2 separate regions of the Homo sapiens genome follow, and region 2 is linked to region 1. A link is a contact called in ENCODE Hi-C or POLR2A ChIA-PET data. All regions are on one chromosome and are shown on one strand. The core of a region is the stretch at or near the end of the contact, and the rest is flanking DNA. Distances in the headings are between cores, read along the strand shown. Region 1 holds the start of ARF1 (ARF GTPase 1). Region 2 holds the start of ARV1 (ARV1 fatty acid homeostasis modulator).

The links. Hi-C counts contacts between places; a loop is a spot of excess contacts on that map. ChIA-PET counts read pairs that join two places held with the same protein, here RNA polymerase II (POLR2A). Pooled maps may share reads with other maps.
Region 2: a loop to region 1 is called in a map of CD4-positive, alpha-beta memory T cell, with 16 times the contacts of the local background. The contact joins the promoter of ARV1 here to the promoter of ARF1 in region 1. A Hi-C loop is called at or near these places in 1 of 168 maps with a recorded cell type or tissue (CD4-positive, alpha-beta memory T cell), 2 of 37 single-sample maps with no recorded cell type and 11 of 50 pooled maps. POLR2A ChIA-PET finds 5 or more read pairs at or near these places in 1 of 52 experiments (activated CD4-positive, alpha-beta T cell).

The regions. Positions count from the first base shown.
Region 1 is chr1:228,080,873-228,087,596 of GRCh38, forward strand. ARF1 (ARF GTPase 1) reads left to right here and starts at 1,836. Exons shown (of 5, transcript NM_001658.4): 1 at 1,836-1,893. RefSeq lists silencers at 1,133-1,262, 1,273-2,092, 2,123-2,222.
Region 2 is chr1:230,977,161-230,983,844 of GRCh38, forward strand. It overlaps ARV1 (ARV1 fatty acid homeostasis modulator), which reads left to right and starts at 1,934. Exons shown (of 6, transcript NM_022786.3): 1 at 1,934-2,119. The coding sequence starts at 1,946. TTC13 (tetratricopeptide repeat domain 13) reads right to left here and starts at 1,701. Exons shown (of 23, transcript NM_024525.5): 1 at 1,400-1,701. The coding sequence starts at 1,670. RefSeq lists silencers at 1,016-1,305, 1,326-1,585 and an enhancer at 1,866-2,165.

The DNA of each region.
Region 1 (6,724 bases), core at 586-3,085:
GGGGCCAGGCACGGTGGCTCACACTTGTAATCCCAGCACCTTGGGAGGCCGAGGCGGGTGGATCACCTGAGGTCAGGAGTTCGAGACCAGCCATGGCCAACATGGTGAAACCCTGTCTCCACTAAAAATACAAAAATTAGCTGGGCATAGGGGCAGGCGCCTGTAATCCCAGCTACTTGGGAGGCTGAGGCAGGAGAATTGCTTGAACCCGGGAGGCGGAGATTGCAGTGAGCCAAGATTGTGTCACTGCACTCCAGTATGGGCGACAGAGCAAGACTCCATCTCAAAAATAAATAAATAAATAAAAAGTATTTTAAAGGAAGGGGAGGCAGGCTCTGGTTCCCACACAATCCCCGCTCAGTGACCCTGGAGCCACCCCTGGCCACGCTCTGCCAGCAGAGAACCAAAGCCAGGTCCCTTCAGCCCTAAAGAGGCCATAACCACATGTAACCCCCGTGAAATGTCCGCACATGGCCCCGCTCTGGCTGAGCAGGGAGAGGCAGCACAACCAGAAGGTTCCACAGGCATCCACAACCCTCCCTGGGGCTTTCCAAGAGTATCTGAGATGCCTGTAGGGTGGGAGACGTCCTTCCCCTAAACAGACAACCCTGCCACAGCTTCACAGAGGTGAGATTTCGGAAGGGAGCCCCAGGCAGAAAAAGGGACTAAATTTGGGGGCAGGAGGGTCACCGCTTTTGGGGACCTTCGTAGCCCCCGCAGGTGCAGCCCTGGGGGAGAGATCTGCCCATCGCAGCCTCCAGAGGCAGTGAGGACGCCCTGCCCAAGGGGCAAGCAACGTAGGTGATGGGGGCAGCAAAGGGGCGCAGGAGGCCTGGGCCAGGCCCAGTGATCCCACCCCTCAGGCCCTGCCCCCGGGCCTCGGCCTGCACAAATCAGGTTGATTCCCGACCTCCACAATACCCAGGGCACTGTGCTGCAGGGACACTTTCCCACAAGCCCAACCCCTCACAGCAGCACAAGGGAAGAGGCAAGAAGACCTGAGGGTGGTGGGCAGAGCCAGGCCTCCAGCACACGGAACACAGAGGGACTGCAACGGTCCTCTGTTCAGGTGCCTGAGAGCGGGATCTCCTCCGCCTCAACTGGATCTCAGCTTAAAGGCCAGCTCATTAGAGACCACTGTGACCTCCCTTCTGGGCGGCCGTCCCCAACCCTGGGCCCCACCCCCACGGCCCCCGCCTCACCCCGGGGTCCCCAGGCCACCTCCTCCTTTGCTTCATCTGCGGCCAGCTCCCCGGCGTCTGCTCCGGGCCCAGGTATGAGCCCGCGCGTCACTGCGGCCGCCGGGGCGCCGAGGCCAGTGCGGGGACACAGCAAGCCTCCCGCCTTCGGACCTTCCGCCGTGGCCCCGCGAGTGCCACAGGTTTCCACAGGGCCGGGGCACGTGGACCCGCGCAGCCTGGGAGCCAGGAACCCCAACCCCGGCGAGGGGCGCCTCGCACCCCCGTCCTCACGCAGTCCCCGAGGCCTCCCGGTGACTGCCGGGTGTGGGAGGAGGAAGGTGGCAACCAGCCCCGCAGCTCCAGTTGCTGCAGGAGCCCCCCGGGCCTCAGTCTCCAAATACGCCAAACGGGCGGGAGTGAGCCACAGGCTGTCTTCGCGGAAGACTCACAGGCGCAGGCGCAGACGGGTGCGCGCCCCTAGGGTGCGCGCGAGCTAAGACCGCGGCCCGGGGCAGGGTGTCCCCGGCCCCGCCCCCTGCAGCCCTACCGGAGCCAGCGCGCCTGCGTCGCGGGCGCACGGTGGGCGGAGTTCCCGGCGTCTCCGCCCCTTACCCGGCGTGCCCCGCGCCCGGAGGCGCTGACGTGGCCGCCGTCAGAGCCGCCATCTTGTGGGAGCAAAACCAACGCCTGGCTCGGAGCAGCAGCCTCTGAGGTGAGGGCGAGGGGCGCGGGCCGGTGTGGGCCGCAGAGACGTTGGAGCCGGCGGGGGCTGGGGACTGGCCTCGGGGCGACTTGAGGTTCGCGAAGGGCACGTCGACCCCCGCGGCGGCGGCGGCGACAGGGCCGGGCCGGGGGCGGACGCAGACGGGCCGGGCTGAGGCTGGGGCCCGGCCGGAGTCGGGGCTGGGCGGACGGGCGGGTCGGTGAGCTCCTCGCACCCCTCACAGGTTCCCGAAGTCGCTCGCGGCCGCTTGTCCTCCTCTGCCTGTCCCTGCCCCCGCCCGTCGCCCGGAAGTCCGCTTGGACGCCGGGCTCTTCTCCAGGAAACCTGGGCTTCCTGCTTCCCTCGCCTCTGCCTTTCTCGTTTCCCGAGGCCGCCCGCGCGTGGACGGTTGGGATTAGCGGCCGCGGGGGCCGGTGGGGGTCGTGGGGCCTCCCCCACCCGAGTACAGGCGAGCGAGCGGCATCCGGGCGGACCCCCGCCTCGGGGACCGGGAAACTGAGGCTCGGGCGGCCTGAGACGCCGTCAAGGTCATGTAGGTGGTGGGGGCTTGCATCTTCGCCTCCCGACTCCATCCAGTTCGTGTTTGCTGTGAAGACGGTACCGGGTCAGGGGTGGTGAGAGCGGGCGGGCAGGTGGACAGGAACCCCGTGCCCTTCCCTGTCTGCTGAACGGAATGCGTGGACCTCCGGGGGAGCCCAGAGTGCCTCCCTTCACACCAGTGAGACGCAATTTGGGGTCAGCACTCAGGGCACCGGTGGCCTCCAGAGGGCCGGTCGATCTTCGCTTTAACTCCAGGGTGGTTTCCTTGACGTTGTCGGCAGTAGATAAGAAGGCCTCTTCTGAGCTGGTGAATCTTTAACCTACCTGAATCTTTAACCTGCCTGCGGAACGACCTGCTCGCAGACTCTAGGCCGCAGAGGCCGGCCCCAGCGCTCTCTCGGAGCACAGCCTGGGTGGTTACGGCGTGTGAGATTGGGGCTGGACAGCCGTGCGCACCTAGAGTGTTAAATAACCATTCCGACGGCACCTCCTGGCACTCCCTTTCAGTCCAGGCAGCCAGTTGCTGCTTTGCAGGAATTGAGCAGAAATGCACTCGGAATCGCGGGCAGGAAAAGAAGGGAGGTCGGAGGCTTTGGATGGTCCCCGAAGTCGCCGCCTAGTTGAGAGCTGTAGAGTTGGTGCCACTGCCCCTGTTGGAGTGGGCAGTTGTAGTTCTTGTTTCAGAACTAGTGGTCAGCAGTTTTCTTTGCCGGCTGTTGCAAGGCTGGTGGTTCTGGCGTTTTCCGCAGTGTGTTGGGAGGAGTGTGAGATGCCGCGGTGCAGTTGTGTGCGGCCCCTGTGGCCCTCTGCTGTTGCGTTAGCCATTGTCTAACACGTGTGACCGCATGGATGGTGTCCTCATTTAATTTGAATTTTCACCAGCACTGCCTAGGTAGCCAGAACCATAAGGTCCTGAAATGCCGTACTATTAGCTGGGTCCAAAATTGAGAAGAATTGAGTAGTGTAAATGTTAGTCACACATCTCATTGGACACATTGTTAGAGTGTGTTGTCCATGTTTTCACATGTTGGTAGACTGGAGAATAGCTGTCACTTGTCTTCAGGCGTATCTTGTTGAAAATAAATCCAAATCACTGCAGCAGTAGGAATATGCTGTTGCCTGTGAGGCAGATTTTCGGATTTGCTAGTTGAAAAAGATTTGAAACAGTTGGTTTGGACAACAGCTGAGTCACACAATGACTGTGAGTGAAAAGCAAAAACTGGTTCTGTGCCCCTCACAGTTCTGGTTTTGTACATCATGTGGTCTAGCTATGGGCTGTACCTCTTGCACAATATGGAGAGGACATTCAGACATCTTCAACTGCTCATCTGCCCCTACGGACCAGACAGGCTTGAAACTATAGGAAGATGCATTTGACCTTTCATTTTTCAGTTCAGTAGAATTTAATATGGACTGTCAGCCGCTGCGGTGATCATGGAAGTAGACCTAAGAGAAAAAAACTTGTGCAAGTTCACACGTGGAGTAGTATATGACCATGGTTTCAGAGAACTGAAGCAGTTCTTTTTAGATTCTTCAAATTAAATGTCTCCTTGGTGTATTTAAACCTGCTGTTACTCACAGGCCAGGCTCCACCAAGCTTTCCTACACACTTCTTCCTGAGCTGTGACCATTCTCCTGAGCAAGAGGCTGCAGCCAGCCTGGGCTGGCGGGCCCATACTGTCTCTCATAGGCATTCTCTCCCCTTGACCTTTCACCTCCGTAAATTCAAGAGGGTGAAAGGAAATAGAGTGCACTGTCAAAGATAATTGGGAGAGAAACACGAAAAGGCCTCGCAGTGGGGATCTTAAATTATGAGAACTTGTGTTTTCTGTGTTGTGCCTGCTCCTCATTGGCGTGGATGGTTGGTAGGGGCATTCTGCCCGTAGCGTCTGAAGTGGTCTTTTGGAAAAGATTTGGCCCCTTCATGTTGGGATTCCAGGACTTGCCTTCATCCTCAGGTTAATATTCTCCTGTGATTGTTACAAGCTCTCTAAGGCATAGTTGCATTTATTGCCTTACAGCTGCGCAGCTGCCGCACCGTCCAGATAGGTAGTTTCACATTCTCAGGTGGGTCAGATGACCTTGTTAGCGACTTGACAGACATGTCCTGGATGCTCTTTGTTCCCAGGAGGCTCTCAGGTCCTCCCCCAGGGTCCTGTCACTCAGCCACCTACAGGGATGGGGAGACAGTGAGGCTGGCTGATAAGCCATAAAGTCCTTGACTAATCCTGGTTTCCTGGTTCTCACACAGTGGTAACAAGGGCTTGCAGCCGGTTGTCAGCCAACAGACTGGGAAGGGTGGTGCTTCTTACAGGCCCTGATAACAGGAGAAGCCTAAATGACAAGAGAAGAGACAGGGAAAGCATAAAAGGCAGGCAGATTTTCACAGGCACAGCAATTGAAAATGATTCTGTTTAGAAGGCAGACATTCTCCCACACCCTTGAGGCCCAGGGCTCACTGCTGGTGTACAGCATGAAGTGGACAGGAGAGTTGATTCAGTCCATGAACATTTCAGGAAGTTAGAAGTCTATAGTTGTGGATTGCAAAATACATATCTGGCCTGCCTCCCATTTCCTGGCTAAAATACTTGGAATCTCCGAAGTGATGATGTCTTTTTGTACCCTAATGAGTTGACCAGTGATGGGCAGCCCCTACGAAACTTCAGGGTAGGGCTAGTCACAGGGCCAAGGCAGGATTAGAGGGTTTCAGCCCCACCCTCCAATTTTCCCAGAGTGGAGAGGGACTGAAGATTGAGCTGGTCACCAATAGCCAATAATTTAATCAATCACACCTATACCATGAAGTCACACTTTTGCCTTCAGTAGTTAACAGCATCTACAGCCCCGTGTTTCCACATTTGTACAAAGGAATGTTCAGACTGAACCACACTTAAGTACAATTTTGAAACAGCATGAGGCTGGGCGTAGTGCCTCACGCCTGTAATCCCAGCACTTTGGGAGGCTGAGGCGGGTGGATCATGAGGTCAGGAGATTGAGACCATCCTGGCGAACATGGTGATACCCCGACTCTACTAAAAATACAAAAAAATAGGCCAGGTGTGGTGGTGTGCACCTGTAGTCCCAGCTACCCGGGAGGCTGGGGCAGGAGAATGGCGTGAACCCGGGAGGTGGAGCTTGCAGGGAGCAGAGATCGCGCCACTGCACTCCAGCCTGGGCAACAGAGCGAGACTTTGTCTCAAAAAAAAAAAAAAGAAAAAAAAGAAACAGCATGAAATTCCTTGTTGATGGGAAATACCCGAAAGGCCTGCCTGGGTTTTCAGAGAGCTTCCAGAAAGCTGAATTCATGGAGGTTCCTGGAGAATGGCACAGCCAGGAGGGAAAGGTAGCGCCGTGTCTCTTCCCTCATACACCGCCCACTGCATCTCTCCATCTGTATCCTTTGTAACATCCTTTATGAAAAACCAGTAACCTTTAGTGTTTTTCTGAGTTCTGTGAGCCACTCTAGCAAATTAATTGAACCCAAGGGGAAGGAGTTATGGGAACCCTGATTTATAGATGGCTGTCCAGAAGCACAGGTAAAATAACCTGGAGTTTGTGATTGCCTCCAGGTAGACAGTGTCAGAATTGAACTGAATTAAACGACACCTAGCTGGTGTCTGCTGCAGAACGCAGAACTGGTTGCTTGCTTGGCATGTAGGGAGAAACCCCTGCTCATGTGGTGTGAGAAGCGACCTGTGTTATAAGAGTGTGTGAGAAACTGAGTTTGGGTTTTCCTATGTCCTCAAAATAGTATATTTTGAAAGCCTTCTAGGCAGAATGTATTAAAATAGTTTTTACTCCCTGAAGGGATGCCAGCAAGCTAGAAAGATTCATTTCCAAAGGGCTTCCAGTGGTAGCATGGCTAGACATGAGACATCTTTCCATTTGTGTCATACAGCAAGTTATTTTTGCAGTACCATATACGCTATGCGGGAAACTTTTAAGTATTTTATAGGTTTGATTTAGGTACAAATGGCCAAGAAGCTATCATCTATACTCATCCTGGGGATTGGGAACGGAGGCAGTTAGATGTGCCTGTGCTTTGTACCTTCTGTAGATGGGAATGCAGTTGCTCACTCACCAATCAAATTTATTGATTTATATTTAAAATACTATGAATACATCTTCTGGCAATTTTGGTGGTGACATTTTCCTTAAAATATTTGTACTAGCCAGGCACTGTGGCTCACACCTGTGTAGTGCAATCTACTTGGGAGGCTGAGGCAGGAGAGTGGATCACTTGAACCTAGGAGGTCAAGGTTGCAGTGAGCTGTGATCA
Region 2 (6,684 bases), core at 684-3,183, 2.9 Mb after region 1:
AATGAGGTGGTTATTGTTTTTCTGATAGACTAATATACTAGGCTCATAGACCTAAAGCACTTATAACAGCACCTGGCATACAGCAAGCACTCAATATATGTCGGCTACTTCTCATTTCCCTCACAGCACCCTCGTGAGGAAAATAAAACCCCACAATTAGGTGAACAGTGTTTTCCACTTACAGAGGAGGCATTTTACAAAGACAGGTAATTCACTTGCTCAGAGATACAGAAAGTGACAGAGGTAAGTAAATGCCATTCTTTCTCCACCGTGCAAGGCTGGCCGTGTTACTTACGCCGTTACCAGCTAAGGCCTACCGCAAAATAAAAAAGTCACAAACCTCTCAGTGAGTGACACTTCCTCAAGGAAGTCAGACTGTACTAAAAGGAAATCAGATTGTGCTAATCTTGACGTCTCATCTCAACTAAAAAAAAAAGGTATTGTTTTCCCAGGTACACAATGCCGAAGAAAACCACTGCCAAGTCTTAAAAGCAACCATCTCCCAGTGGGTTCGGTAGACCCCGGTCCTTCCCAAAGCAAGCCATAAGGGAACTCACATAGAGAAGGGGGAAAGAGAAAGGGAGGAGATTGATGGGTAAAAAGACCCACGACAGAACTTCAAAACAAAAAAATGTACACACGTATTTTGTCCCAGAGGCATCTGCTATGATTTATTAAACTGAAGCCAATAGCGCCCATTCTTAATGAATGAGCTGGCGTAGCTCCAATACACACACGGCACTGACACACAGGCTCAAGGCCTGCAGGGGCCTTTTTTCCCTCTGGGAGACACCTGACAGATCGCAGGTTGATCTTAAACAACTGGAAGCAAGATGTCAACGAGCAGATAAGATGGGCTTGCTCTTTTTTTCCATTCCAGGGATCCAATTTTTAGGAACTGTTGTATACGAGACATTAACCCGGGAGGTCAGGAAGCCTGATTTCCAGGCCTAAGATGTGCCAGGCGTCTCCCTCCGGGGGCGGGCTCCGCAAGCCGCCGGGCTGGTTGCTCGTCCGCCCGCCCCTCCCTCGCCCCTTCGGCATCCTCGGGAGGCCGGCGGCGGGAACAGGGCTGCCCCGGGCCACCTGCCATCTCCTCCGCCACCCTTCCAACAGTTGCTTCAGACTCAGGAGAGAGGCCGCCCTGGCCCCAGGAGCATGCTGTCAGCTCATTTCTCGACTCGCCGCCCTGCCCAAAGGCGGCTGCAGGAGGGCGCGCGGCGGCGTGGGTGGCAGCGGCGGGAAGCTGCCCGCCAGGACCCCTGGCCGAGCCGGCTCCCGCGGATCGCGCGCCGCAGCCGGAGGCGTGAGGCCCGGGCGACCCGTACCCCGGCCCGGGACCCCAGCCCCGCTGCCCCGCCGCCCCGGCCGACTCGGACGCCCGCCGCCGCCCACTCACCGCCGCACTCGGCAGAGTACTGGTCCCCCCAGTCCCCGGACTGCGGGCTGCAGCCGCCGCCGCCCGCCGGGGCCTCCTGCTGCTGCCGGTGCTGCAGCTCCTGCTTGAGCAGGGAGAGCGGCGAGTAGTGCTCGGTGGCCAGGGCGCCTGGCCGCAGCCCGGCGGACAGGACCCCCAGCAGCAGCAGCAGCAGGACACGCCGGGCGGCGCCCGCGGCGGCCACAGCGCCGCCCCAGAAGCAGCAGCAGCAGCAGCAGCCGGCAGGTGCCATCTTCCCTCAAGGCGCATGCGCGACAGCCCTTGCCCGGCTCTCAGGCCTCCCCGCCTCTAACCTACGGCGGGCAGGTGGACCGTGGCAAGGGGGCGGGACAAGGGGAGAAGCATTGTGTGCTGGGAATGGTAGTCCCAGCTCGGCCAGCCCGGGGCCGCCTTGCCGGTGCCGGGACTACGAATCCCAATAAGCCCGCGCGGCGCAAGTCTTCCGGTCTGGCGTCTGACGTCTTACCCTCCACAGAATCGGAAGTTCTGGACTGCAGTTGAGTGGAAATGGGCAACGGCGGGCGGAGCGGCCTGCAGCAGGGGAAGGGGAACGTGGATGGGGTGGCAGCGACTCCTACTGCTGCCTCGGCCTCCTGCCAGTACAGGTGCATCGAATGCAACCAGGAGGCCAAAGAGTTGTACCGAGACTATAACCACGGTGTGCTGAAGATAACCATCTGTGTGAGTTGTCAGGTGTGGGGTGCCCTTGAGAAGAAAATGGCGCGGCGGGATTTGGGGACCGCGAGGAGCAGGGTCCTCTGATACAGTCTTTAGTTCGGTAGTTGACATTCCCGCCCGGGATCTTTGCATGAATATCTGTACTGATAGAGAACTCAGCTACCCGACAGCGCTTTTCTCATACTGGGGCATATTTGGGTGATATGACCTAAGCCGGCGAACGGACCGGACCGACAGACAGAGGTAGATGTGGGCATTTTGCAGAGAAATTTAAAGATCAATTAGGTTGACATTTTGGTTCATGCCAAAGCTACTTCCTTCTAGCTCTTCTCCCTTTGACAGAGAGATGGTACCATCCTTACCCTCCACAACCCATGTTGAATTCACCTACGATGCTTTTTAAAGGTTTCATCAATTGTCGTTATTGGATGTCTACGGTGTACAAAGCACTATGCTAGACGTTGGTGGTACAAAACCCAAAAGTGAGGAAGTAAAAATTCTCATTTCAAGGTGTTCGTAGAATACCTTGAACTTTCTGATGATTTTCCATCTCAGAGTTAAGGCCCGAATCCCTGAACTGGCTTATAAGGCCCTATGGAGTCTCCTGCTACTCTTTCCCTTCTTTATTTTACGGCAGAGAGAATAATCTTATGTTTAAAGAGTCTACAAAGTTGGAGGTTCTTTGGGGGTATTAATTAGCAAAGAACCTGTCACAGAATAGACAGTACATTTTTGTCCCATTTCAGATCTTGTGATTTTCTAATCTCTTTAGTAAATTATGGTCTGTAGTAATATACAAGAGAATTGACAAACTGAGTGTATACCTGTATAATCTGCCAACCACATAACGTTCTGATGCATACAACCTCAATTTCCTGTTCCTCTCTCAAGTACTTTCCCTCTTTTGTCAAAATGTCAACCCTTGTTAAATCCAACATATTGCCTGGTCTTGTCCCTGTACCCATGCAGCAGTACGTTGCTGGGGAAAAACAAATTTGTGACGATTAACCTCATATAGGCCTTTCATGATTTCTGGCAATCTTATTTCGGTTTTTTTTTTCTTTCTTTCTTTCTTTTTGAGATAGAGTTTCCCTCTGTCACCCAGGCTGGAGTGCAGTGGGGCACTCTCAGCTCACTAAAACCTCTGCCTCCCAAGTTCAAGCAATTCTCCTGCCTCAGCCTCCCAAGTAGCTGGGATTACAGGCCTGCACCACCACGCCGGGCTAATTTTTGTATTTTTAGTAGAGACCAGGTTTCACCATGTTGACCAGGCTGGTCTTGAACTGACCTCAAATGATCCACCCACCTCGGCCTCCCAAAGTGCTGGGGTTACAGGCATGAGCCACTGCGAAAACAGAAGAGAACTTCCACCAGGTTTGCAACAACATAAACCCAATACTAGCATTTGTTATTTCTTTACTGTACTGTCTTCTTCTGCCTTCTGCTGGATCATTCCCACCAGCATGCATACTGTTACTTCTTCCATCAAAAAAAAAAAAAAAACCAACACCACCAACAAAATACACTTGCTGCCACTTCCCCCTTTAGCTTCTGCTCTTTTTCTTCTTAATTAGAAAGCAGACCTTCTAAGATATGTTTGTACTGTCTATTTCCTTTCCTAGTTTCTCTTGAACCTGCTTTAGTCACATTCCCACCCGCATTTCATTAGAAACTGTTCTTGTTAAGATCACCACTTCCACTTTGCTAAATCCAGTAGTCGATTCTCAGTTAATGATCAGCAGCATTTTACCTCATTACTTCCTCCTCCTTGAAATGCTGTGTGCGCTTCCCAGGATTCAGTGCTCTTCTTATTGTCTTCTTACTTCACTGGCTGTTACCCCTCAATCTCCTTTCTGCTTTTGCTTCACCTCCCTTACCTCTTAATCATGGTGTATTCCAACGCATAGTCATCGTGCCTCTTTCTGTCTGCATGCTTTCCCTTGAAGAGCTCATTCTGTCTCATGGCTTTAAATACCGTCAAAATTTTGACAATTTCCAAATTTATATTTCTACCCTGAACCTCTTCCCTGAACTCCAGACTTAAATGTCCAACTACCTACTTGACTTCTCCACTTGGATTTCAATAGACAGCTCAAATATACCCATCACAGTTAATGGCAACTTTACCATTTTAACTCCTAAGACCAAGAAACCTTGGTGTCATCCCTATTTCTACTCTTCCTCTCACATCCCATATTCAGGTATTCAGCAAATCCTGTTCTGTCTTCAAATTATGTTCAGAATCCACTACTTCTCACTACTCCTGCTGCTACAATCCTCATCCAAGCCACCATGATGTCTACCTGAACTATTGTTGTAACTCCTATCTGGTCTCCCTACATCATCCTTGTACCTCTTCAGTCTTCTCTCCACACAGTAGCCAGGGACTGATCCTTTAAAAATGTAATTTAGATCATATCATCTCTTTGACCAAAACTTTCTGATGATTTTCCATCTCAGAGTTAAGGCCTGAATCCCTGAACTGGCTTATAAGGCCCTATGGAGTCTCCTGCTACTCTTTCCCTTCTTTATTTTACCGGCAGTCCCGCTGGCATCCTGGTGTTTCTCAGACCAGGCAGGTTCCTTCCTCAAGGCCTTTGCACAATGCCTGGAGCACTCTTCTATCAGGTATCTGCGTGACTAATTCCCTTACCTCCTTCAAACATCTCAGAGAGTCTACTCTGACTACCCTATTGAAAAGTATGATATGCTTCCCAGCTTTATCTTTCTCTATAGCACCTATCTTCTTGTAATCTTGTATATAATTGACTTAATGTTGTGTGTCTTCTCCTACTGGAAAGTAAGCTACACAAGGACAGACATTCTCTCTGTTTTATTCATTAATGTAGCTGTATCACCCAGAACAGCGACTGACATTTAGTAGCCACTCAGTAAATGTCTGTTGAATAAATGTATCACTTCCAGGTTTTTAGATTAGCATATGCTTGGCCATCCAGGTAGGAGGAAGAGAACAAGATCTTATATGTGGTCTAAACTTAATAACTTTTGGACTGGTCCAATTAAATGGTCAGTTTGGAAGATGATAACCACATAACTGAATATGGTCTGAAGAAAAGCTGGTATTTGTATATGCATTTTAGTTAGTAGTCTTCAATAATACAAAAAATCTCTTTTTGTTGGCATTAAGCTAACAAAATCCCTTTGCTAAACAGCAGGTGTTTATTTTGTTTATGGAAAGGCAAAATAATTATTGGATAGCTGTTTAGGTCAACATTCACTTACCCCCTCCCCTTTGTTCCCTAACATGATACTCTTTCTCCCAAGAGATGGACTTTGGAGTTATATTTGGAATATTGAATGGTGGCACAGTACTTTATGGATTCGTTATTGTCCACAGTCATTCCATAATGAGACAGAGTGTCTAATGGCCTTGTCGCTATCATGCTAATGCATACTAAACTTTAGGCCATAATAGCACGACTCAGGGAAAATCATTTTGTTGATGCCAGACTAAAAAATTAAACCATGAAGCAATGAATTATTTTAAAGGCCCTCCAACCTCTGAGATACAAAAAGTAAGAAGTTTTTAAACATTAGACCATGTGTTGTGACATAATCTCCAGAGTTTCTAAGTGGTTACTCATATATACTTTGGTCTCTTCCCTGCCGAACTTGGAGTCAGCAAGATCCTCAGCCTGATCGCCCACGTGTATTTTTCATCCCAATCTCCTTTCCTTTTGCTCTGCTTGTTTCTTCACTGCCATTCCTCCCAGCTTGCCTTTCTGTGTTTCTCTGACTTTCCTCTAATATATCATGTGTCCCTTGCTTTTAACCAATCCTGCTGCTTCAGCTCTTCACAATTTATTATAAGTACGCTTAAAGATACAGTACTTTCGGCCTAGCACGGTGGCTCATGCCTGTAATCCCAGTACTTTGGGAGGCCAAGGCAGGCGGAGCACGAGGTCAGGAGTTCAAGACCAGCCTGACCAACACGGTGAAACCCCATCTCTCTAAAAATACAAAAATTAGCCAGGCGTGGTGGCGCACTCTTGTAATCCCAGCTACTCGGGAGGCTGAGGCAGGAGAATCTCTTGAACCCGGGAGGCAGAGGTTGCAGTGAAGCTGAGATTGCGCCACTGCACTCCAGCCTGGATGACAGAGTGAGACTCCGTCTCAAAAAAAAAAAAAAAAAGTACTTTTTATTTGCTATAGGGCTTGGCTTATTTTAAGTGCACAGATATTTAACAAATTCATTATTATGTTAACAAAACAAAACTCCTATAAGAGTCTCCTAAGTTTCCATTTCCTTCAGCACTACAGCATTCGGCTCCCACCCTTGGGATCCTAGATGCAAAGATGAATAAGACACAGCCCTACCCTTGAGGAGCTTAAAGACTTAAAGAAGGGAAGGGAATGCTCCTAGAGATGACAGGAAGGAAACAGCAGGAATATTTATGAAAAAAATTGGTTTGGCCGATTTATATTCTAAAAGAGATCTGATTCATTAGGCATTGGAGAACACAGCAGGACAGAGGAAGTCATATCCATGTTTAGACAGGTGATGGAAGCAGCCTGAATTCCCAGAGTATGCTTGGTCCTTGCGTTGT